Regions from separate parts of the Homo sapiens genome. Here region 2 is linked to region 1. A link is an interaction called in ENCODE POLR2A ChIA-PET data of the cell type or tissue named here. Cell type or tissue: A673. All regions are shown on one strand. Each heading gives the region's core, and the rest is flanking DNA. Links, peaks and the distances in the headings are about the cores only.

What was found. Peaks named below come from ENCODE experiments on the same cell type or tissue, not always from the same donor. Only the 100,000 strongest peaks of a DNase experiment are listed, where the experiment ranks them.
Region 2: POLR2A ChIA-PET joins it to region 1 with 10 read pairs; 5 of 35 experiments call an interaction of 5 or more read pairs at or near these places.

The regions. Positions count from the first base shown.
Region 1 is chr7:140,534,013-140,545,236 of GRCh38, forward strand. It overlaps DENND2A (DENN domain containing 2A), which reads right to left. Exons shown (of 20, transcript NM_015689.5): 14 at 10,606-10,754. Among named protein-coding and RNA genes, the nearest start is that of MKRN1, 60 kb to the left of the region's middle. RefSeq lists an enhancer at 10,693-11,193. In A673, for the core only: no CTCF peak of the experiment used is centred there; a DNase peak (open chromatin) is centred at 7,619.
Region 2 is chr7:140,653,076-140,668,734 of GRCh38, forward strand. LOC105375535 (a long non-coding RNA gene) reads left to right here. Exons shown (of 6, transcript XR_928047.3): 5 at 2,514-2,766; 6 at 13,498-13,553. Among named protein-coding and RNA genes, the nearest start is that of ADCK2, 12 kb to the right of the region's middle. In A673, for the core only: a CTCF peak has its summit at 8,265 (motif pointing right); no DNase peak of the experiment used is centred there.

The DNA of each region.
Region 1 (11,224 bases), core at 3,225-11,224:
AAGCGATTCTCCTGCCTCAGTCTCCCAAGTAGCTGGGATCACAGGCACGTGCCACCAATGCCTGGTTAATTTTTTTTTTTTTTTTTTTTTGAGATGGAGTCTTGCTCTGGCACCCAGGCTGGAGTGCAATGGTGCGATCTTGGCTCACTGCAACCTCTGCCTCCAGGGTTCAAGTGATTCTCCTGCCTCAGCCTCCCGAGTTGCTGGGATTACAGGCACGTGCCACCACGCCCAGCTAATTTTTGTATTCTTAGTAGAGACGGGGTTTCACCATGTTGGCCTGGCTTATCTCTAACTCTTGACCTCATGATCTGCCCACCTTGGCCTCCCAAAGTGCTGGGATTACAGGCATGAGCCACCACGCCCAGCCCACATCAATGTTCTAAAAACAATTCTGCCCCTAAACACTAAAAGGAAAGGTCAAATTTTGTGAATAATTCCATGAGTGGCAGCCCTTTCCTCAAAATAAATGATAGAGCAGGAAAGGATTATTTTGGATGGAGCTTGTTTCTCTCAATCCCTGATGCAAGTGGTAATAAAATTTTATTCCCTGACTTGTGAAGGCCCGAGGAGCCCTCAAGGAGGGGGATGGGAGGTGGGCACTCCTGGGACTGGTGGTCCCTTAGGAACATGCCAATAGTCAGTGGTTCTGGGGATGCTAGGGATGACTGGTCAAGAGGGCTTGCTGCAGAGTGTGGAGGTGGAGGGGCTAGAGAAGAGGCAGTGTTTTTGAAGGAAGACATAGAAAGAGAGTCCTCACTCGCAGCTGGCTTGCATTACAGTGGTGTGGAGGAAAGAAACGCCAGCACTCACAGCTGTGATCAATTGTACAAAAGTGGGGCAGGGAAGAGAAGGCCCCAGTGGGAGGTTGGCTGGGCCTCAGGGTTAAAAGTTGGGCATGGGTGAGAAGGGTTGGGTCCAAGGATGTTTTGCTGTTGGGTGGTGGTTCCTGAGTGTTGGAGCAGTATTCCAGAACATCAGGACGCACTTGTAAGGAATGCCAAAGTTTTCCTGGAGCCAACTTTTTAGTTCTGGTTGCTACCAAGCCTCTGCTCCATACTTGGTGTTCCTATGCTCAGCTGGCTTCCAACTCTCTATGAAGCAGTAAGGATCCAGCACAGAGCTTCCTCTAAGATGCTACCAGAAAAGTAAATGAAGAGTTTCCCGAATTAGAGGAACACCCCAGGAACTGGAAGGCTGATTCAGTGAATGCCCTTTAGTATCCCAAGCAAAGTAGCTCTCCTATTGGTGCTCCACTCCCGAAAACATGAGTGAAAGGTAAATTCACGTGTGGTCTGGTGCCTGGTGAAACCTACTAGGAGGTGGGAGTCACCATGCAGTGGCTCCTGGTTTCCATCACTGTACTTGCAAACCCTGAGGCCGTGTGCCACACAGTTGAAAACGAACACAGGCTGGGCTTCAAGACAACTAGTTCTGTTACTCTCTGCGTGATCTCAGGTAAAGCCCTGAACTGCTCCAGGCCTCAGATTCTCACCTGTGAAATAACTAAAGTAGACTAGATCATCGCTAGATCGTTGCTGATGTCCTTCCAGCTTCTTTTTTTTTTTTTTAATTTTTTACTTTTTGAGATGGAGTTTCGCTCTTGTTGCCCAGGCTGGAGTGCAATGGCGTCGTCTCAGCTCACGGCAACCTCTGCCTCACAGGTTCAAGCGATTCTCCTATCTCAGCCTCCTGAGGAGCTGGGATTACAGGCATGTGCCACCATGCCCAGCTAATTTTTGTATTTTTAGTACAGATGTGGTTTCACCATGTTGGTCAGGCTGGTCTCAAACTCCTGACTTCAGATGATCCACCTGCCTCGGCCTCCCAAAGTGCTGGGATTACAGGCTTGAGCCACTGCACCTGGCCGTCCTTCCAACTTTAACATCTACAAACGATGAACCCAGAAGAGAGAGCAAAGGCCAGGAGCTGGAAACAGGAGCTTTTGTTGAGGCCATCAAAAGAACGAAGGGTGTCACAGGAAGGTAATTCTAGCGCTCCTTAGCCAAGACAGAACAAAAGAATGATGGTGACACTCACTAAGAAATTCATAGAGAAGGCCGGGCATGGTGGTTCACGCCTATAATCCCAACATTGTGGGAGGCTGAGGCGAGCAGATCACTTGAGGTCAGGAGTTTGAGACCAGCCTGGCCAACATAGTGAAACCCCGTCTCTACTAAAAATGCAGAAAAATTAGCCAGCCGTGGTGGCACATGCCTATAGTCCCAGCTGCTTGGGAGGCTGAGGCAGGAGAATCACTTGAAACTGGGAGGTGGAGGTTGCAGTGAGCCGAGATCATGCCACTGCACTCCAGCCTGGGCAACAGAGCAAGCCTCCATCTCAGGAAAAAAAAAAAAAGAATCTCAGAGAAACGTGTCTGAGAGGTTTCCAGTGGCTGCAGTGCATCCAAAAGGTGAAGATGACAGTGTTTCAAAGCCAGTGTAGTCTGGGAGGGATTCGACTCCAAGAGAAGAACTGGAATAAGCTTCCAGCCCCAGGATATGTCAGTGATGGGTCTGGATTAGAAGACAACAGCATTTGTGGCTATGCCAAACTCTAAATCTTGCTCTAATTGGTATCTTGTTGGTGTTCATATGCAAAAATAGGTGGTTAATACTTAACATTTAATCAGGCTGTACAATTATACTATTAAAATTGTATTTTTTTTTTGAAATGGAGTCTTGCTCTGTTGCCCAAGCTGCAGTATAGTCGTGCCATCTTGGCTTACTGCAGCCTCCCTCCTGGGTTCAAGTGATTCTCCTGCCTCAGCCTTCTGAGTAGCTGGGATTACAGGCGCCTGCCATCATGCCCAGCTAATTTTTGTATTTTTAGTACAGACGGGGTTTCACCATGTTGGCCAGGCTGGTCTCGAATTCCTGACCTCAGGTGATCAATCTGTCTCAGCCTCCCAAAGTGCTGGGGTTACAGGCGTGAGCCACTGCACCTGCCTAAAATTGTGTTTTTCATAGGACTTTGCTGAACTAAATGTACTTATCTCTAAGACTCTGTCAACCATGCTGAGGACTAGCTAGACCTCTGAAGTATCTTATGGATGCCAGAGCAGCAAGGTGGCAGCTTTAAACACTTTCGGCTAGGCCTTGGGCAAACTCATCTCCCTAGAGAGGTGTGGTGAGAAGCCCAACCTCCTGGGATGGCAAATGTTGCTGGGTGCAACCAATTCTAAAAAGGACATGGGATTCTCATTTAAGCTTGTGTAAACTTATTAAAAATGAACCAAACCGAACAAATAAGAGGATGAAAGTGCACAGCTACATATGAACTTATTTGTGTAGTTACCTATATGTCAAAGACAAGGTTCAAACTCCTGTATGTGTCAAGATTTGCCCACCTAATCCTACTTATCACTAGCCAGTAGTCTATCATTTAGCTTATGGTTTAACGCACTACAAACATATAAGTCAATTTCTTATTTGTTTTATTTTTTAATTTGCTTTTTAAAGACAAGGTCCACCCCAGCTGGAGAGCAGTGGTGCAGTCATAGCTCACTAGCCTCAAACTCCTGGGCTCACGTGATCCTTCCACCTCAGCCTCCTGAGTAGCTGGAACTACAGGCATGTGCCAGCATGCCCAGCTCATAAATTCCTTGAATATTAAAAACTTTGTCCCCTATTAAGGTGTTTTTCATTTGTTTGTTTGTTTGTTTGTTTGTTTTAAGAGATGGGGTCTTGCTATGTTGCCCAAGCTGGTCTCAAACTCCTGGGCTCAAGCAATCCTCCTGCTTTGGCCTCCTAAAGTGCTAAGATTATGGGCGTGAGCCACCATGCCCGACCTCCCTCTAAAACTTTTTGCACATATTTGTTTACGTGCAGCTCTGACTTTATCATTCAGCCTGGTCTGTAGGTTTAGCCAAAACTTTGGGGAACTGAAATTAGTAAAGTAAAAAACAAAATGTTCATCATCAGGAAAATGAAGGCGAGGGTGTAGAGAAGTATTTATCTGTTGTCATGACCACAGAACAAGCCATCACAACAGCATTCTTTCCTTTCCATCTGTCAAACTCTTGCTTGACAGAGCCACTAGAACACTCAATGTCCAGCCTAAAGATAAAACAGAGCAAAAATGTTATTCTAAACTTGATAGATTTTTGGCTCAACTTAAAACCCTTTTATAACTCATACAATCTTTGCCATAACTCCCTGAAGCTTCCTCTTGCAGTGGGAGACTCACAGCGATGATGAGAGAATAAATTGTGTTTGTGGGGGAGAGTGCTGCGGGGGTGGCTACCGACCTAGAGTGGGCGAAGGTCCTCTCTGGGATGTCACCGGGCCACGCACTGAGTCTGTGACATGTCCTGTTCTCATGCCCTGTTCCATGCCCTCATTAAGTTAGGGGCTACAGCTGGAAATCAGGAGAATAAGGAGGCTTTCTGCCACGTGAGCGGAGCAGGGTTGGGCATGAGTGCATGTGCAGCCCCAGGAGTACTGGGGATGAGGGTACCAGCTGTAATTTAACCTGAAGACTTTCTTTTTTCTTTTTTTAATTTTTTTAATTGAGATAGAGTCTCACTCTGTTGCCCAGGCTGGAGTGTAGCGGTGTGATCTCAGCTCACTGCAACCTCCACCTCCCAGGTTTAAGTGATTCTCCTGCCTCAGCCTCCTAAGTAGCTGGGATTACAGGCGCCCGCCACCATGCCCGCTAATTTTTGTATTTTTAATGGAGACGGGGTTTCACCATGTTGGCCAGGCTGGTCTTGAACTCCCAACCTCAGGCGATCCACCTGCCTTGGCCTCCCAAAGTGCTGGGATTACAGGGATGAGCAATTGCACCTGGCCCTTTTTTAAAAAATTTTTTCTTTCTTTATTTTTTTTGAGACAGAGTCTCGCTCTGTTGCCCAGGTTGGAGTGCAGTGGCTCAATCTCAGCTTACTGTAACCTCTGCCTCCTAGGTTCAAGTGATTCTCCTGCCTCAGCCTCCTGAGTAGCTGGGATTATAGGCGTGTGCCACCACGCCCAGCTAATTTTTGTCTTTTTGGTAGAGACAGGGTTTCACCATGTTGGCCAGGCTGGTCTCGAACTCCTGGCCTCAAGCAATCCACCGGCCTCAGCCTCCCAAAATACTGGGATGACAGGCGTGAGCAACTGCGCTTGGCCTAAAGACTTTCCAGAATTTTCCAGGTCAGGCAACTTGCAGCCAACCATTGGTCCCCAAACCCTTGTTTGTCATGGCCTGGCCAAAGAACACTTCAATTCCCTATGGCTACTTTCCCATAAATCAGACAGATCGAGGTGGATACGGATTCTTCCACCTGGCCCATGGAGTCAGAGAGTTTCAAAGCTGGGGGAGGCCTTGGGGGTGACCTGATCATACCTGTCTCACTGGGACCCTGCTGGAAGGCCAAAGGCTGTAAGGGAGGCGGGGAGGGCCCTGAGGAGAAAAGCACAGACTTCCCCATGACCTGTTAGCCTGACTGCTGAGCACAAAGCGGGTCCTGAGGGCCTGTGCTAGGGAGACTTTCCTTATACATTTCTGTAAACGGACAGGGCCCCAGACCCTGCCCTTCACCCAACCCTGGAGTCTGCAGCCCAGCTGCTTTCCCTCCGTCCTCTCCAAAGCCCGGCAGCTCTCCCACTCCCTGCTTCTTTGAGCAGAATGACGGATCCTCTGCACGCCTGTTAGTTACCCATGTGACAGGGCCGTAGGGGGCATGAAATGACGCAGGTCAGACCCTCAGAAGGCGCCCGGCACAGAGGCCGCTCAGAGGCCACTCCACGCCCCGTCGCTGCCGTCATCCTCATCAGCTTTGCTCACGCGTTGTTTACCCTCTTCCTGTCTCAGAGCTCTTCGGGCCTTTCTTTACGCAGATTTCCATCTCTTCAGGTCTGCATGGAACCCGTGTAGGATGGAAGGACGATTTATTGGGCAGCGGGGAGAGCATGTGGAGCCATTTGTAACAGGAAAAGCGAGGGCTGCTTTCAGAGAAAACAAGACAGCGGAGTCCCGGAAAGTCAGAGCCATGCGGGGCCGCGTCTTATGAACGAGGAGACCCAGGGCCAACGGCTAAGGATGCTCAGGGGTCCCCCCTACTCTGGGAAACCTCCCTGAGTGATGGCGGAGGGATGTGTACCTCTGAAAGCTGTAAAGGGTCTAAAAACCCAATGACGGTCTTTCTCACACTCGCACACCATTACTGTACCATGGCCTGGCTCTCGCTCCAAGGAGGGCACCACAATTATCCACGTTCCTGCTGCCTTCTCTTCTCCCACAGAAATCCCATCCTCACAGCGCCTGACATTTGGCAGCTGCTGCAGAAGAAAACCCCTGATGGGCACAACGTGCCCGTGGGGAGACCTGCTTGTGGCAGCCACAGCTGGCATCTGACCCACTCACGGCATGAGCCGTTTGAAAAGACGAAACCTCCAAGGGCAGAATGCCAGGCACTATGGAAGGTTGGAGAGAAACACCAGTGCCTTTCCTATGGACTGCACTGGTGACTGTCTCCTCTGTTGAGGGGTCCCAGAGCAGGGCAGGGAGGGTGGCTGGGGAACAGCCAAGGCCCAGGAATCCAGGCAGGGTCCACTCTCGGCCACTGGACTTTGCTCATTTTTGTCTGTCTCTGGTGACAGCAGCTCTGTGGGAGGGGCTGGCCCAGCGTCCAACCTGTCCACCCGGAAATCTGTCCAGCAAAAAGGCGGAGGCGTCAAGTCCTCTCTCAGACGTCACTGGGGCAGGCATTTCCAGGTTTCTTTCTTTCTTTTTTTTTTTTAGACAGGGTCTCGCTCTGTCGCCCAGGCAGGAGTGCGATGGCATGATCTCGGCTCTCCACAACCTCTGCCTCCCAGGTTCAAATGATTCTTCTGCCTCAGCCTCCCGAGTAGCTGGGATTACAGGTGCACGCCACCACGACCAGCTAATTTTTGTATTTTTAGTAGAGACGGGATTTCACCATGTTGGCCAGGCTAGTCTTGAACTCCTGATCTCAGGTGATCCACTCGCCTCGGCCTCCCAAAGTGCTGGGATTACAGGCGTGAGCCACTGAGCCTGGCTGGCATTTCCAGGTTTCTTTGTGCCCTGAGCCTTCTGACATGTCCTCCTGCATTGCCCTTTGGAGATGTGTTTGTCTCTGACAAGGCCCCTTCCCTTTTCTGTTCCCACCTTTTCTCTCCCTGCACTTAATGTTTTTAAGTTTTTTTTCTTCTCCTTAATTTTTAGAGACAGAGTCTCTCTCTGTCACCAGTGAGACTGGTGTCTCACTGTACTTTTACCAGAAAAATGGATGATACTTTGTTTTCTTCCCCCTGGAGGGAGTCTGGGGGAGGCTGGGGTGTGTGAGGGGGCCCACGGCTCCTCTCCAGCTGTGCCCTTCCCAGACATCTTCTCAGGGTGGGTCCTCCCCAAGTCTAGCATCTTCACCCCGCAGGCACGTTCCCGGGGGACTCTGTCCCCACCACCACTCCTGGGGGGTGCTGGGTTTCCTTGGCTGGCTTTCCACTTCTAGCCCAGGCCTTTCTGAAATCCATCATTTTCCCCTCCCCCACATCCAAGCCTGAGAATTCCACCTCTAGCGGATGGAGGGAGTGGGGGATGGAGAAGATAAAGACAGTTACTATGGTGCTGATGAAATCCGATCCTGGCCACTGAAGGGTTATTACTCATCCTGGCTTCCAGGGCTCCAACCTTGAGAACTCCCTGGGCTGAATTCCCCAGTGCCCGGGAGCTTGGAGAGCTCCTCAGCGCCCAGCACCAGCTGCAAGGCTTACAGAGAGGGCCTGCTTCCTGAGCTGACAAAAGTGCACCGGGAGTACGATCACGCTGACATTTAAAAGTGCATAGCGAACTAAAACACAGGGTGGGAGCAGGCTGGGAACAGCCAGATGGCTGCTGTCCAAAGAGGTGCATCAGAAAGGTGACCAGATGCGGCGCATGAGGGGAGAGGGTGGGGCCGCTTCCCGCCCCGCCTCCTGAGGAATTCCACATCTACGGAGTTTGTCCCTTCCATTCTTCTATGCCTTTTTTTTTCCTTCCCTTTTGTTTTCCATAGTTCAGAGTCAGATTTCCTCTCCAAACCACAGTGCTTCAGGTTTTTTTTTGTTTTTGGCACTGCTTCTTTCCAGATGGACTTCTCAGGTGGCCTCATCTGCACCACCCGGTTGGCTGGCCCCGCATCTCAGCCCTTCCTGGGGCTGCAGCCACACCCCTCACGCTTCTGTGCCCCCAGTTCCAAAGCAAAGAAGGCTCTGATTCAGTATTTCAAAAATGAGCTTCTTTTTAGAAGCTCAGAACGAACCCAAGTCCTTGTCTGCATTTCCTTCCGGATCTTCTTTGTTTTGTGACGTGGCCTTAGCAAATTATTGAATGTGCCCACTGGGACGGGGGTGGCCTCCTATGGGGCACTGAGTTTGTGTGTGTGATGGGAGGGGATTTGCTTTAACGGTGAGGAGGGATGCCCTCACGATGGTCTGTCCTCTTGAGCATGGCCCTGCAGCCTTCTGTGAGCTGGCCTCTGTCCACCACTGCCGGCTCATCTCTCCCTCCCCCATCTTCCTCTCTCTGGGCCAGCCCTAGTGAACTACTTTGCAGTTCTTTTTCTCTCTCTTTTTTTTTTTTTTTTTTTTTTGAGTTTCACTCTTGTTGCCCAGGCTGGAGTGCAATGGCGCAATCTCAGCTCACTGTAACCTCCGCCTCCCGGGTTCAAACGATTCTTCTTCAAGCCTCCCAGGTAGCTGGGATTACAGGCGTGGACCACCACGCCCAACTAAATTCTTTTGTATTTTTAGTAGAGACGGGGTTTCACCATGTTGTTCAGGCTGGTCTTGACCTTCTGACCTCAAGTGATCCACCTGCCTCGGCCTCCCAAAGTGCTGGGATTACAGTCATGAGCCACCGCGCCTGGCCTACTTTACAGTCCTGAAGGTGACAGCTAGGCCTCACCTGTCCCCATATCTATGTAGGATGGCTCCTTTTGCCTGCAATGTGCTGACTACTTGTTCTGAGTGTTGGCCCTCAGAACTCGCCTCCCTGGGAGTGAGTGCCCTCCCTCGGTCTCCAGAACTCACTGCCTCTACCTGCCTCTAATGTGGTCCTGGAGAGTCGGCTTATGTCTCTGTTACCCCACTGCACTGAGACAAGTCTGTGTTTTTCTTTTCTTTTCTTTTTTTTTTTTTTTTGAGACAAGGTCTTGTTCTGTTGCCCAGGTGGAGTGCAGTGGCATGATCATAGCTCACTGCAACCTTGAACTTCTGGGCTCAAGTGATCTTCCTACCTCAGCTTCCCTAGTAGCAGGGACTGTAGGCTCGAGCCACCATACCTGGCTAATTTTTTTTTTTTTTTTTTTTACGTTTTTTGTAGAGATGGGGGTCTTACTGTGTTGCCCAGGCTGGTCTCAAACTACTTCCCTCAAGCAGTCCTTCCACGTCAGCCTCCTAAAGTGCGGTGATTACAGGCGTGAGCCACCATGCCAGCTGTGTCTTTTCTCTGTTTTCCTACCACATAGCAGAGTGTATGACACATGGCAGAATGAGTGGAAAGCCCACCAATGCCAGGGAAGTCGCACACAGCAGTGCAAAACAGTGTGCCCCCCAGATCTCCAGTCTGAGCTGCCGACTGATTCCATCCTTTATTTTATTTTATTTTTTATTTTTTGAGATGGAGTCTCGCTCTGTCACCAGGCTGGAGTGCAGTGGCATGATCTCGGCTCACTGCAACCTCTGCCTCCTGGGTTCAAGCAATTCTCCTGCCTCAGCCTCTTGAGTAGCTGGGACTACAGGCACACGCCACCATGCCCAGCTAATTTTTGTATTTTTAGCAGAGACGGAGTTTCACCATGTTGGCCAGGATGGTCTCAATCTCTTGACCTTGTGATCCACCCGCCTCGGCCTCCCAAAGTGCTGGGATTACAAGTGTGAGCCACTGCGCCTGGCCTATTTTATTTTTATTTTTGAGATGGAATGTCATTCTGTTGCTCAGGCTGGAGTGCAATGGTGCGATCTCAGCTCACTGCAGCCTCTGCCTCCTGGGTTCAAGCGATTCTTGTACCTCAGCCTCTCAAGTAGCTGGTGTTACAAGCACGAGCCACCATGACTGGCTGATTTTTGTATCTTTAGTAGAGACTGAGTTTCATCATGTTGGCCAGGCTGGTCTTGAACTCCTGACCTCAGGTGATCCGCCTGCCTCGGCCTCCCGAAGTGCTAGGATTACAGGCATGAGCCACCGTGCCTGGCCATCCTTTATTTGTGGGGGCAGGAGGGAAGGTCTCCCTCTGTTGCCCAAGCTGGAGTGCAGTGGTGAGATCTCAGCTCACTGCAATGTCCACCTCCCAGGTTCAATCGATTCCCGTGCCTCAGCCTCCCAAGTAGCTGGGATAACAAGCGTGGGCCACCATGGCTGGCTAATTTTTCTATTTTTAGTAGAGACGGAGTTTCACCATGTTGCACAGGCTGGCCTCGAACTCCTGGTCTCAAGTGATCCACCCACCTCAGCCTCTCAAAGTGCTGAGATTACAGGTGTGAGTCACCGCGCCCAGCCTATTCCATCCTTATCTCAGAAGGGCTTACTCTTCAATGCTAGGCGGTCACCTGCTCTACAGACTAGAGGGTCCAAGAGCGACTGTCATTCAAACGCTTTAGCAGAAGTAGCCAAGGCGGGTACCTGAGCTTGTCTGCAATGAAGATGACCCTCCTCTCCAGAAGCAGGGAGGCAAACACACAGACCAGGTGGCGGACGCTGAGGGAGGAGAAGAGAGACTCAAAGTCCACGTGCTCGAGCCGGGAGTCCAGCGGGCGGCACAGTTCGATCACCTGCCAGGGAACAGGAGCAGCCATGAAGGAGGGGCCCAGCTACGCAGCCAGGCCTCTCACGGGTGTCGCAGTCCCAGGGCTCTGAGGTCCTCATCAGGGGTGACCCACTGGTGGGGGAAAAGGGAAAGAAAAAAAGCAAAACAAAAGGATTGGGGGAAAAGAAAGATGCCAGAAGACGGGGGGCGGAGGAGGTAGCTTTGGTAGGGAAGCAAGCGTCTCACACTCAGCTATGAGACTGAGGACAGTGTGGACGAACGGGATGACAGAGGATGGCAAAATCAATGGTTTCCGGCCCCACATGGTTGCGGGGCTCTCTCTGGCAACAGCATATCTGTACTCCCCATGGAGAGTTTATAGGACTTTTGAAAACGGTTCTGTCCCTGAGAGTCCCAGTGGAGAGCATCTCTGTCTCTTGAGGAACTGTTACCTGCTAGGTGGAAATCCCAGACTAGCATGGAACGCCCAGCAGG
Region 2 (15,659 bases), core at 4,187-12,186, 120 kb after region 1:
TTTCCTGACCTCGTGATCCTCCCGCCTCGGCCTCCCAAAGTGCTGGGATTACAGGCGTGAGCCACTGCGCCCGGCCAATAAATATTTGCTGTTTCTAAGCCACACAGTTCATGGTATTTTGTTATATAGCAGCTCAAACGGACTAAGACAAGGATTGTTTCTGGCATCAAGTGGGTAAAGGCCAGACATGCTGCCGAACATCCTCCAAAGCACAGGACAGCCTCCCTCTCCACACACAACGAAGAATTGTCTTGTCCGGAATGCCTAAAATGCAGAGGCCGGGAAGCCCAGAGCCAGCCCATTCCCCACCTCCACCATCTTCCCCTTGAACTAGTACTTGCCCTGCATCACATCTGCTGGGTAGCAGTGTTACACGCGAGCTGCTAAACCCGGTCATGTGGTTCACGTGGAAAGAGAAGCAAAGCCAGATGGGCTTTTGCAGAGTTCCCCTTCCCTTGCCTCCCGGTTGGGTCTGGGAACCTCCAGGAATCGTGTGTTATCCTTCCCGAGTGAATGGTGCCACCTAGTGGAAATAGAGTTAACAACACCAGCAGGAGCATTTCATACACCTGGAAACCTAAAAATTAGCTGGCTTTCCACTGTTGAGAAGATTCAATGCGGATCAACGAAAGCCACCCAAATGAGGAAGGCAGAGGCTATTTATTTAGCGTTTTCTATGGCCAGACAGTCAGCCACCATCACTTGCCTTTGGCAGAGAGTCAAATATAACTGGAGACTCAAATGCTAGTGGGAAAGGCTTCTATAGGTTTCAGGTGGGCTCTAATTGGAAGATGTTGGCAGGGGGAAAGTGCAGGCAGCAGCATCTTATGTGATGGGTTTGGAGAGGATTTTTGGCTTTCTTGGCTTGGTCCTGAGTTGGAAGTGTCAGTGAGAATTAGGGCAGCAGGCAGTCATTGAGCAAATCCTGACGTTCTGGGCCTATCGCCATAGAAGGTTGGCTTGGCTCCTGCCCCGGTTGCTGCAAAGGTTGTGGGTCACAGCCTCTGAATATGCAGAGTCAATGACCATATATGACACTAGACATAGAAATGCATAGTTATATATGGCCATTGTCCCTTTGCGTATTCAGTCTCTTAATTCATTCAACATTCTAAATATATCCATCCCTCCTGTTACTAATCCTGAAACGGATTGCATAAAGTTACCCATGTGAGCAGCAGGTTGACTCCAAGCCAGCATCTGTGATTTTCAATGGTTGCCCTTATAAACTTTGATTTAGGGTTCATATGTGATAGAACTGTTTTTGTTTTGTTTTGTTTTGTTTTTTACTGCCCATGTTGCCTTCATATGTATGACATAATTCTCCTAACTGACATGGGCCTCAGTAATAATCTCTCAACTTCACCTGTGTGGGAGCTGACTCTAGCTCTTTACAATGCTACACTTTCACCACTGCCACCACCATCACCAGTCATTTGGTGGTGGTGATGGTGGTGGATGGTAACAGTGGTGGTAATGATGGTGGTGATGGTTATGGTGGGCCTATTTCTGCAGAGATTGTAGGTCGCCACCATCACCGTCACCGTTACCACCACCACTATCATTATGATCACCACCACTTTTGTCACCACCACCACCAGTCACCACCAACACCGTCACCAGCACCACTGTCACCACCACCACCACTATCACCATCACCATTATCACCATCACCACCACCACCATTACCAATATCAATGCCACCACCATTGCCACTGTCACCACCATCACTGTCACATCATCACCATCACCACCGCCACTGTTACCATCACTACCACTATTACCACCACTACCACCAACATCAACAATACCACTACCATTACCAATATCAATGCCACCACCATTACTGTCACCACTATCATCACTGTCACCACCATCACTCACCACTATCATCCCCATCACCACCACTACCACTGTCACCACCACCACGACCACCACCATTATCATCACCACCACCAATATAACCACCGCCCCATTACCAACATCAATACCACCACCATCACCATTGTCACCGCCATCACCACCACCACTGTTACCACCCACTACCATTACCTTGACCACCACCACCACCATCTTCACCACCACCACCACCATATTCACCACTACCACTATCTACAAGGTCAATGGTTCTCAAAATGTTTTCCCCAAACCAACAGCATCAGCATCATATAGTAACTGTTAGAAATGCACATTCTTGGGCCTCACCCCAGACCTACAAAAGTCAGCAATGGGGTGGGGCCAGCGCTCCAACTAATTCTGATGGATGCTAAAGTTTGAGAGCCACCATTCTAGATAAATTTCTAGGATGCCCACAAGGGCCTTATTTTCAGTCAGACCTTCCACAATGTATCCTTTAAATTTGTGAAAATTTGCTTGTCTTATGAAGTAGTCAGAGAAACAAGACGACCTTTATCTAGGTAATATCGAGGCAGAAATTCAAGGAAAAATAAATCCACTGAGCTGGTGCACACCTTAAAATAATTATCCTCCTGTATTCACCCATACTTGTCTAGTCCCCTGCATCCCGCAACATTTCTTGGCGAGCCAGCCAGGAGGAGTGGAGACGGCAGATCTACTGTCTCCTTTCCCTATGGGGCTGGAGCCCCGGGCCTGGGGAGACCTGTGACCCCAGGTGCCACCTGGAGAACTTCAGCCTAGAGGGGTGAAATCAGCTCTCCTGTGACCCAGCACCCCTACCCAGCAGCACAACAGAACCTGAGAGGGGCTACAGGACAATTCCAGAAACAGCGTGCTTCAGGAACTGCGGTAAGGTATTGGGGCCCAAGGCAGGACCCGTCTCATAAGGATAGAAGGGGAGCCTTCCCAGGGTGTAACTGGTAGTCTGACCCAGACGGGTTAGGGGCAGCAAGAACAGCTCGCCAATTTGGATGAAACTCACATCCCAACCGACACCGGATGTGAGAGTGGCTCGCTAAGTTGGTTAGGAAAAGGAAACTGGAGGCGGCAAGAGTGGCTCACCATCCCAATTAGGAACACAGGAACTGGGAATGGGGAGGTGTGTGAAAGTGTGTGAGAGATGGTTCCTGGAGAAACCAATGTGGGGAGTGATGTGGGGAGTCACAGATCTCTTAGCGTGGACTGTGTGCTCCAAGCGAAGTGTGGGGCCAACCTGGACTAGTGGCGAACCACATATGGCTAATAGGAGCTGCCCCACAGCTCAGAATTGTGGTGGGAATAAGGACCTCTCCAAAGCCAAGTGGTGTCTGAAAACTCCCATAATAGGAGAAGGTCTGGTTGGTCTGAGTCAAAAGGAAGAGTGGGTATGCTGCATCATAAAGGGAGGAAATAGGAGGAAAGTCATCAAAACCCACTCCATTGGAGTGCATGTTACAAAACTTTAAGAAAGGTTTTGCAGGGGATTATGGAGTTAAGCTGACCCCCCAAAGGTTGAGAACTCTCTGTGAACTAGAATGGACTTCTTTTGGAGTTGGATGGCCAACCGAAGGAACTACAGACGGAAATAATTGGCTGTGTATTTAGGGTGGTGACAGGGGTCGGAGGACAGCCTGGGCATCCAGATCAATTTCCTTACATTAACTCATGGTTAAATATAGTACAAACAAGACCAGCCTGGATCCAGCCCTGTTTAGTGGCTCATTGCAAAACACTTGTGGCCCAAGCTGAGCCAGAAGTGAAAGTAAGAGCAGGTTCGCCGACAGACACAGAGTTAAAGGGGAAGTCCCAGAGGGAACAAGAAAGGCCAGTTTTGCAGGAGCTGCCAGAGGGAACAGAGATTCCTCCTCCATATGTCCCAGCCTGGCCCCCTTTACTGAGGCCAACAGCCCCCCAGGAACCAAATTCAGGAGCTAGCACACCCCAAGTTTCACCCCAAAGGGAAGAATCAGAGCCTTGAGAGGCCAGGGAAGGAAATCAAGATAGTCGAGCAGGGTGTCTCAGATCTGGCTGTGCTCAAGCATGTAAATGCCTCTCAGGGAGACATGAGGACCCATTTATTATGATGACCAAGGCCAAGTCCAAGGGGGGCAACAGATTTTCATCTATGAGCCCTTTTCAACCACTAATCTCTTAAACTGGAAACACCATACTCCCTCCTATACAGAGAAGCCCCAAGCTCTTGTAGATCTGATGCAGTCCATCTTTCTGACACACAATCCAACCTGGCCAGACTGCAGGCAGCTTCTTCTCACGCTGTTTAACACTGAGGACCGCAGGAGAGTAACCCAGCAACTCTCCGCTGGCTAGAAGCCCATGCACCAGCAGATGCAGTGAATGCTCAGGCATACGCTCAGGGCCAGTTCCCAGACCAAGATCCCAACTGGGACCCAGAAGATGCGACCCAGCTTCAGCATTTGCAGAGGTACCGAAGACACTTCTGAAAGGGCTAAGAGATGGTGGAAAAAGGGCAATCAATAAGAAAAGATCTCAGGGATGCTTCAGGAAAGTGATGAGAGCCCTAGCCAGTTTTATGAAAGACTCTGAGATATACTGGCTTTTCACCCCATTTGACCCTGAGGCTCTTGAAAATCAGCGTATGGTAAATATATCATTTGTAGGACAGGCCCAGGGTGACATAAAGCGAAACCTTCAGAAACTGGAAGGTTTCGCAGGCATGAATGCCACCCAGCTTATAGAAGTAGCCACCAGGCTACTTCTATAAGTAGGAGGGTGGAGGATTACAGGTGGGATCACACCTGTAATCCCAGCACTTTGGGAGGCCGAGGCGGGCAGATCACAAGGTCAGGAGATTGAGACCATCCTGGCTAACACGGTGAAACCCTGTCTCTACTAAAAATACTCGGGAGGCTGAGGCAGGAGAATGGCGTGAACCTAGGAGGCAGAGCTTGCAGTTAGCTGAGATCGCACCACTGCACTCCAGTCTGGGCGACAGAGCGAGACTCCGTCTCAAAAAACAAACAAACAAAAAGAAGTAGCCACCAAAGTGTATGTTAACCATGACCAGGAGGCAAAGAAGGAAGCAGATCGGAGGCTTAAAAAGAAAGCCGATCTGTTGGCAACAGCCCTCATAGAGAGAGACACTAGCAATGTGAGAGGATGAGGAAGTGGACGTGGACATGGACATGGAAGAGGCCAAGACAAGGATTCAAGAGCTGACCAAGGTTAGAGAAGGATCAATGTGCACAATGCAAAAAGAAAGGACACTGGAAGGATAAATGTCCATAAGGCAATGAGGGAAATGGCCAAGGCGGAGAGACAAAGAGGCCACCGGCCAGGGGCTGCCACACCCTGGCAGAACCAGATACTGATCTGATCAGGCTGGCAGGGGCTGAAAGATATGAGGACTAGGACAGACCGCACTCCTTCTCATTGGGCCTTCAGGAGCCTATGGTCACATTAAAAGTTGGAAGCCGTTCAATGGACTTTATGGTAGATACTGGGGCTGAACACTCTGTAGTAACTCAACCCATAGGGCCACTAAAAACTATACAACTATTGTAGGGGCTACTGAAGTCTCAGAGAGGAGGCCATTCTGCCGGTCAAGGAGTTGTGTTACAGGAGGACGAGAAGTCCAGCATAAATTACTATACTTCCCAAATTGTCCAGTTCCCTTGTTAGGGAGAGACCCACTCCAAAAACTGCAAACATGGATTACTTTTGGCCCCCAGGGAGGTATAACTTTAAATCTGACTCACCCAAAGGCCATGGTGTTAACCTTTACTGTCCTGCAGGCTGAGGAGTGGAGACTTTATAAAAAGAGATTTCAGGCACCAATGCAACCTCATACACAAGAGGAAGAAAAATTATTATTTCAGTTAGTTAAAGAAATTACTGGAGTATGGGCTGAGGACAACCCACCTGGGTTAGCTGTAAATCATGCACCAGTAGTAGTAGAATTAAAACCAGGAGCAGATCCTGTTCAGGTTCATCAGTACCCAGTTACCCAAAAGGCTGTATGGGGCATCTGTAAACACTTACAGCCGCTCTATAAACAGGGGATTTTAGTCCAATGCCAGTTGCCCTGGAATACTGTACTTTTGCCAGTACAAAAGCCACTACCAGGACCAGGGTCTGATGAATATAGACCAGTGCAGGACTTGCATGCCGTAAACTGGGCCACAGTAACCATCCATCCAGTGGTACCCAACCTGTATAATTTAATGGAACTCATTTCAGCAAGTGCTACCTGGTTTACAGTCTGAGACTTAAAGGATGCTTTCCTTCATATCTGCATGGTACCAGTTAGTCAGCCTATCTTTGCATTTCAATGGGACAAAGAAGCTACCCAGCTCACCTGGACTAGGTTCCTGCAAGGGTTTAAAAACTTTCCCACAATCTTTGGGGAAGCATTGGCCTCAGACCTCAAGGCCTATACCCTGCCAAATGATAACTGTGCCTCGTTACAGTATGTAGATGACCTTCTTTTGGCGGCCCCAACCCAAGAGGACTGTTATCAGGGAACCCAAGACCTCCTCCATCTCCTATGAAAAGCAGGTTGCAAAGTACCTAAAAAGAAAGCTCAAATTTGGCCAGGTGCAGTGGCTCACGCCTGTAATCCCAGCACTTTGGGAGGCTGAGGTGGGTGGATCACGAGGTCAGGAGTTCAAGACCAGCCTGGCCAACATGGTGAAACCCCATCTCTACTAAACACACAAAAAATTAGCCAGGTGTGGTGGCAGGTGCCTGTAATCCCAGCTACTCAGGAGGCTGAGGGAGGAGAATTGCTTGAACTCAGAGGGCGGAGGTTGCAGTGAGCTGAGATCACACCACTGCACTCCAGCCTGGGCGACAGATTGAGACTCCATCTCAAAAACAAAACAAAACAAAACAAAAACCAATTTGCCATGAAGAGGTTAAATATCTAGGTTTCATAGTGAGCCAGGGGGAACGCCGGCTTGGCGATGAGCGGAAGCAAGCCATTTGTGCACTTCCAACCCCGACCACCTGACGTCAAATGAGAGAATTTTTAGGGGCAGCAGGATTCTGCTGCATCTGGATTCCAAATTTTTCACTGATGGCTAAGCCGTTATATGAAGCCACAAAGTGGGGAGAAAAAGAGCCCCTACTCTGGGAAACTAATCAGGAAATAGCATTCAAACAGATCAAGGAAGCTTTGGCCCAGTCCCCAGCCTTAGGACTACCAGACGTAACTAAGCCTTCCTTTCTATATGTTCATGAACAAAAGGGAGTGGCTATAAGGGTTCTGACTCAAGCTACAGGATCATGGCATCACCCAGTGGCATATTTATCCAAACAACTGGACTCTGCGGTGCTAGGATGGCTTGCTTTAACACATTAGCCACCTCCGTCTTGTTGGCACAAGAGGCTAGTAAACTAACTCTGGGACAGCAGCTAACCATCTGGGTGCTGCACTCAGTACAGCAGCTAAGCATCTGGGTGCTGCACTCAGTTATAACTTCGATAGACCAAAGAAGACATCACTGGTTGTCAAACCTGAGGATGACTCAGTACCAAGGGCTTCTATGTGAAAACCCTTACAGTATTTTAGAAACAGTGAACAGCTTAAACCCGGCTACTCTGCTCCCAGTGGAACCAGGAGCTCCCCTCCATGACTGTGTCAAAACAGTAGATGAGGTATTCTCTAGTTGAAAAGATCTTATGGACCAACCCCTCAGAGACCCAGATGTCGAGTACTTCACGGATGGAAGCAGTTTTGTGCTAGAAGGGGTTCAACATGCCGGGTATGCAGTGGTAACATTAGACTCAGTAGTAGAAGCTCAGTCTCTGCCTACTGGAACATCAGCTCAAAAGGCAGAATTAATAGCCCCAACAAGAGCACTGCTGCTAGCAAAAGACAAAAAGGTCAATACTGGCAGGGCGCGGTAGCTCACGCATGTAATCCCAGCAGTTTGGGAGGCCAAGGCGGGCGGATCACGAGGTCAGGAGTTCGAGACCAGCCTGGCCAACATGGCGAAAACCCGTCTCTACCAAAAATACAAAAAATTAGCTGGGCGTGATGGCAGGTGTCTGCAATCCCAGCTACTTGGGAGGCTGAGGCAGGAGAATCGCTTGAACCTGGGAGGCGGAGGTTGCAGTGAGCTGAGATCTTGCCACTGCACTCCAGTCTGGGTGATAAGAGTGAAACTCCGTCTCAAAAAAAAATAGTCAATATTTACACTGATTCTAAATACGCTTTTACTACATTGCATGTACATGGAACTATATACAAAAAGAGAGGACTTTTAACAGCTGGAGGCAAATAAATAAAGTACAAGAAAAAAATTCTACAGTTCTTAGAGGCTGCATGGGCTCCAGAAAAAGTAGTTGTAATGCACTGCAGAGGGCACCAAAAGGCAGGGATGCCAGAAGCCAAAGGAAACAGAAAGACAGGCAGAGGGGCAAAGCGGGCAGCAATGATTATGCCACATTTTAAAGAGAAAGCCTTAGCTATGCCTCTCCTCCCAGAACCTCCTCTCCAAGAGGACCCAACTTATACTCCAAATGAAAGAGCCTGGTTTGCCCAGGAAGCTGGAAAATACATTAAAGGAGGGTGGTGAAAACTCTTCGATGGAAAGTCAGCCATTCCGGAGATGTTAGCTCCTAAGTTTGTGAAACAAATTCATCAAGGAACTCATATGAAAAAAAGGGCACTAAAAATGTTATTAAAATGTCATTTATATGTGCCACGGGTCTCTGCCATCACTTGAGCTGTCTGTAAACAATATTTAACCTGTGCTCAGAACAATCTGCCACAGGGGCCCACACAGCCCCCAGGAATTCAGGAAATAGGAGCCATGCCTTGTAAAAACTTACTTACAGACTACCGAACTGCCCCGTGCTGGGGGCTATCGGTATATGCTAGTGCTTATTTGCACCTTTCCAGGATGGGTTGAGGCTTTCCCCACCAGGACAAAAAAAGCACGAGAAGTGACTAAAGCACGTTAAAAGACATTATCGGCCGGGCACCGTGGCTCACGCCTGTAATCCCAGCACTTTGGGAGACTGAGGCGGGCGGATCACAAAGTGACCATCCTGGCTAACACGGTGAAACCCTGCCTCTACTAAAAATATAAAAAAATTAGCCGGGCGTGGTGGCGGGTGCCTGTAGTCCCAGCTACTCAGGAGGCTGAGACAAGAGAATGGCGTGAACCCCAGTGAGCCGAGATCATGCCACTGCACTCCAGCCTGGGCTACAGAGCAAGACTGTCTCAAAAAAAAAAAAAAAAAAAAAGACATTATACCCAGGTTTGGACTGCCGCTAACTTTAGGATCAGACAATGGGCCGGCATTTGTAGCTGAAATAGTGCAAGATTTAACAAGACTGTTTTTTTTCTTTTCTTTTCTTTATATATATATGTATGTATATATTTATTATACTTTAAGTTCTAGGGTACATGTGCACAACTTGCAGGTTTGTTACATATGTATACATGTGCCATGTTGGTGTGCTGCACCCATTAACTCGTCATTTATATTAGGTATATCTCCTAATGCTATCCCTCCCCCCTTCCCCCACCCCACAACAGGCCCCAGTGTGTGATATTCCCCTTCCTGTGTCCAAGTGTTCTCACTGTTCAATTCCCACCTATGAGTGAGAACATGCGGTGTTTGGTTTTTGTCCTTGCAATAGTTTGCTGAGAATGATGGTTTCCAGCTTCATCCATGTCCCTACAAAGGGCATGAACTCATCATTTCTTATGGCTGCATAGTATTCCATGGTGTATATGTGCCACATTTTCTTAATCCAGTCTATCATTGATGGACATTTGGGTTGGTTCCAAGTCTTTGCTATTGTGAATAGTGCCGCAATAAACATACGTGTGCATGTGTCTTTATAGCAGCATGATTTATAGTCCTTTGGGTATATACCCAGTAATGGGATGGCTGGGTCAAATGGTATTTCTAGTTCTAGATCCCTGAGGAATCGCCACACTGACTTCCACAATGGTTGAACTAGTTTACAGTCCTATCAACAGTGTAAAAGTGTTCCTATTTCTCCACATCCTCTCCAGCACCTGTTGTTTCCTGACTTTTTAATGATCGCCATTCTAACTGGTGTGAGATGGTATCTCATTGTGGTTTTGATTTGCATTTCTCTGATGGCCAGTGATGATGAGCATTTTTTCATGTGTCTGCTGGCTGCATAAATGTCTCCTTTTGAGAAGTGTCTGCTCATATCCTTCGCCCACTTGTTGATGGGGTTGTTTGTTTTTTTCTTGTAAACTTGTTTGAATTCTTTGTAGATTCTGGATATTAGCCCTTTGTCAGATGAATAGATTGCAAAAATTTTCTCCCATTCTGTAGTTTGCCTGTTCACTCTGATGGTAGTTTCTTTTGCTGTGCAGAAGCTCTTTAGTTTAGTTAGATCCCATTTGTCAATTTTGGCTTTTTTTGCCATTGCTTTTGCTGTTTTAGACATGAAGTCCTTGCCCATGCCTATGTCCTTGCCCATGCCTATGTATTGCCTAGGTTTTCTTCTAGGGTTTTTGTGGTTTTAGGTCTAACATTTAAGTCTTTAATCCATCTTGAATTAATTTTTGTATAAGGTGTAAGGAAGGGATCCAGTTTCAGCTTTCTACATATGGCTAGCCAGTTTTCCCAGCACCATTTGTTGAATAGGGAATCCTTTCCCCATTTCTTGTATTTGTCAGGTTTGTCAAAGATCAGATAGTTGTAGATGTGTGGTATTATTTCTGAGGGCTCTGTTCTGTTCCATTGGTCTGTATCTCTGTTTTGGTTCCAGTACCATGCTGTTTTCGTTACTGTAGCAGTTTCTTCCTTGCATCGATGGTCTTACAATGTCTTTTTTTTTTTAATAGATGCAGAAAAGGCCTTTGACAAAATTCAATAGTCCTTCATGCTAAAAACTCTCAATAAATTAGGTATTGATGGGATGTATCTCAAAATAATAAGAGCTATTTATGACAAACCCACAGCCAACATCATACTGAATGGGCAAAAACTGGAAGCATTCCCTTTGAAAACTGGCACAAGACAGGGATGCCCGTCTTTGTAGTATAGTTTGAAGCCAGGTAGCATGATGCCTCCAGCTTTGTTCTTTTGGCTTAGGATTGACTTGGCAATGCGGGCTCTTTTTTGGTTCCATATGAACTTTAAAATAGTTTTTTCCAATTCTGTGAAGAAAGTCATTGGTAGCTTGATGGGGATGGCATTGAATCTATAAATTACCTTGGGCAGTATGGCCATTTTCACGATATTGAGTCTTCCTATCCATGAGCATGGAATGTTCTTCCATTTGTTTGTATCCTCTTTTATTTCATTGAGCAGTGGTTTGTAGTTCTCCTTGAAGAGGTCCTTCACATCCCTTGTAAGTTGGATTCCTAGGTGTTTTATTCTCTTTGAAGCAATTGTGAATGGGAGTTCACTCATGATTTGGTTGTCTGTCTGTTATTGGTGTATGAGAATGCTTGTGATTTTTGCACATTGATTTTGTATCCTGAGACTTTATTGAAGTTGCTTATGAGCTTAAAGAGATTTTGGGTTGAGACGATGGGGTTTTCTAGATATACAATCCTGTCATCTGCAAACAGGGACAATTTGACTTCCTCTTTTCCTAATTGAATACCCTTTATTTATTTCTTTTGCCTGATTGCCCTGGCCAGAACTTCCAACACTATGTTGAATAGAAGTGGTGAGAGAGGGCATCCCTGTCTTGTGCCAGTTTTCAAAGGGAATGCTTCCAGTTTTTGCCCATTCAGTATGATGTTGGCTGTGGGTTTGTCATAAATAGCTCTCATTATTTTGAGATACATCCCATCAATACCTAATTTATTGAGAGTTTTTAGCATGAAGGACTGTTGAATTTTGTCAAAGGCCTTTTCTGCATCTATTAAAAAAAAAAAGACATTGTAAGACCATCGATGCAAGGAAGAAACTGCATCAACTAACGAGCAAAATAATCAGCTAACATCATCATGACAGGATCAAATTCATACATAACAATATTAACCTTAAATGTAAATGGGCTAAATGCTCCAATTAAAAGACACACACCGGCAAATTGGATAGAGTCAAGACCCATCAGTGTGCTGTATTCAGGAAGCCCATCTCACGTGCAGAGACACACATAGGCTCAAAATAAAGGGATGGAGGAAGATCTACCAAGCAAATGGAAAACAAAAAAAGGCAGGGGTTGCAATCCTAGTCTCTGATAAAATGGACTTTAACCAACAAAGATCAAAAGAGACAAAGGAGGCCATTACAAATGGTAAAGGGACCAATTCAACAAGAAGAGCTAACTATCCTAAATATATATGCATCCAATACAGGAGCACCCAGATTCATAAAGCAAGTCCTTAGAGACCTACAAAGAGACTTAGACTCCCATACAGTAATAATGGGAGACTTTAACACCCCACTGTCAACATTAGACAGATCCATGAGACAGAAAGTTAACAAGGATATCCAGGAACTGAACTCAGCTCTGCACCAAGCAGACCTAATAGACATCTACAGAACTCTCCACCCCAAATCAACAGAATATACATTCTTTTCAGCACCACACCACACCTACTCCAATATTGACCACATAGTTGGAAGTAAAGCACTCCTCAGCAAATGTAAAAGAACAGAAATTATAACAAACTGTCTCTCAGACCATAGCGCAATCAAACTAGAACTCAGGATTAAGAAACTCACTCAAAATCGCTCAACTACATGGAAACTGAACAACCTGCTCCTGAATGACTGACTACTGGGTACATAACGAAATGAAGGCAGAAATAAAGATGTTCTTTGAAACCAACGAGAACAAAGACACAACATACCAGAATCTCTGGGACGCATTTAAAGCAGTGTGTAGAGGGAAATTTATAGAACTAAATGCCCACAAGAGAAAGCAGGAAAGATGTAAAATTGACACCCTAACATCACAATTAAAAGAACTAGAGAAGCAAGAGCAAACACATTCAAAAGCAACTTAAAGTATAATTAAAAAAAAGAAAAAAACACATTCAAAAGCTAGCAGAAGGCAAGAAATAACTAAGATCAGAGCAGAACTGAAGGAGATAGAGACATAAAAAACCCTTCAAAAAATCAATGAATCCAGGAGGTGGTTTTTTGAAAAGATCAACAAAATTGATAGACCGCTAGCAAGACTGTTAAAACTAAAATGGAAGTTACACACAGCCTATTGGCCACAAAGTTTAGGAAAAGTAGAACGCATGAACCGGACACTCAAGCAGCTACTGAAGAAATATTGCCAAGAAACTCATCTAAGATGGGATCAGGTCTTGCCTATGGTCCTCCTCCGAGTCAGGTGCACCCCCACCAAACAAACTGGGTATTCACCCTGTGAAATTTTGTTCGGTGGGCCTCCCCCAATCATAAGTCAAATAAAAGGTACTCTCCGGGAACTAGAGAAATTAACTTTAAGAAAGCAAATGCAGGCGTTAGAAATAGCCATGCAAGAGGTTCATGGCTGGGTACGAGAAAGAATGCCTATAAGGCTGACAGGCCCAGTACACCCCTTTAAACCTGGAGACTCTGTTTGGGTTAAAAAGTGGAATCCAACTTCTCTAGGACCCATATGGGATGGGCCCTATACTGTAATCTTGTCCACTCCCACTGCTGTTAAAGTTGCAGGTGTTTTACCTTGGATCCACCACAGTTGGCTAAAACCGGCAGCTCAGGACAAGTGGACCAGTCAGCAGGACCCAGATCACCCAACCTGGTTGATCCTGAGATGAGACCAAGCTGCTGCTAAAGATGACTGCCCTGCTCTGGTCACTCCGGAAGCTGACTACTCTACCCACGGCTGAAGCTTGAGGACTCATCAAGCAAGTAAATGTGGTTAGAAATCTTAGAGCTAGTAGCTTTCCTTGTAATACTAACTGTTTTCCTGTTGTTCTGTCGCTGTGCCCAATCTCCTCCCCCAGGTAAAGACCTCTTCTATCCTTGCTGAATATAAATATGCTGTACATTGTTTTGCTGTTGTTACCCCCCCTAACTATGCTAGAAGAAGCACCTATAGAAGGATGTCCCCACTGTACACATACTACCTGGTCAGGGAACAGTATAACTAAAACTCTATTGTGCCATACTTATTATGAGTGTACAAGGACTCGCTTAGGAACTTGTATTTATAATCAGACCTCCTACTCAATTTGTGACCCAGGAAATAACCAACCTTATGTATGTTATGACACCAAGTTTTCACCTGGTAAATGGTTTGAAATCCATGCAGGGTCAAAGGACTGTTCCCTCTTAAACCAAACCAAGGTCCCTCCCTTTTACCTAGGGCCTATTTCTCTATATTTTGATGCTTGTCAGGTAGCATACCTAGACTCACCCGTCTGTCGTAACCTACCTTTAAAAAGAGACTATAAAAATGACTACAAATATGTATGCAAGTCACCTCGTCCCCCTGGGACCCCAGAAAAAGATTGTCAGTATTGCATATCGTGGCACCCTAGCACACAACAAAGGCCAATTATGCTTACCAAAATGATGGTAAAACCAGATTGTAAAACAAAAACCTGTGATCCTATAAATTTCACCATTCTAAGGCCAAACCTACCCATGTGGACTGCAGGTTACCCCACACATGTCTACATACACACATACCCAGCAACCTACCTATATGTTATCAAAAAGGAAACCCGGACCCATCTGGCCCAGCAACAATTCTGAGTCTTTAAATCATTCTATAAGCATGTAGACTAAAAGTTACCAGAGCCTCCTCCTTTAACCAAAAACCTGTTTGCTCAGCTGGCTGAAAACATTGCTGGCAGCCTAGGCATTTCCTCATGTTATGTTTGTGGAGGAACTAACATGGGAGACCAATGGCCTTAGGAAGCAAAAAAGTTAATGCCACAAAATTATTTTACTCTGACCCTGAACTGACACCCATAAGTTCAAGCATCTGGCTCCTAAAAACTTCTATTACAGAAAGATACTCTGTTGCTCACTGGGGAAAGGCTTTTACAGACCCAGTAGGAGAACTAACCTGCTTAGGACAGCAATATTATAATGAAACACTACGGAAAACTTTGTGGCAGGGCAAAGATAACTCCAAATCACCTCATCCAAATCCATTCTCCCATTTCTCTTCTCTAAACCATACCTAGTATCGGCATAAAGCTCCAAATACCTGGCAAGCACCCTCTGGTCTCCGCTGGATCTGTGGGCCATGGGCCTACCAACAGTTGCCAGCCAAATGGACAGGGGCTTGTGTACTTGGAACAATTAGGCCATCTTTCTTCTTACTCCCACTGCAACAAGGAAAAACTTTAGGGTGTCCTGTCTATAATAAAATTTTAAACAAAACACAAAAGAAATAGAGACATAAAAAAAGACACAAAAATAGAAAATTAAAAAGACACAGATTGGCTCCCTGAAAGAATAATTCAGTACTATGGGCCAGCTAGGCACAAGATGGGTCGTTGGGATACCGTACCCCAATTTACATGCTTAACCACATCACAAGGTTGCAGGCAGTACTTAAAATCATCACTAATGAAACAGCAAACGCATTGGATTTACTGCCCAGCAAGCCACAAAAATAAAAAATGCCATCTACCAAAAGAGTTTAGCTTTAAACTACCTCCTAGCCCAGGAAGGAGAAGTATGAAAAAAGTTTAATCTAACTAATTACTGCCTAAAAATTAATAACAACGGGAAAGCTATGATGAAAATAACTGCAAAAACAAAAAAATTAGCCCATGTTCCAGTCCAAACTTGGAAGGGGTGGACTTCTAATTCCTTCTTTGAAGGCTGGTTTTCTGTCTTCGGTGGATTCA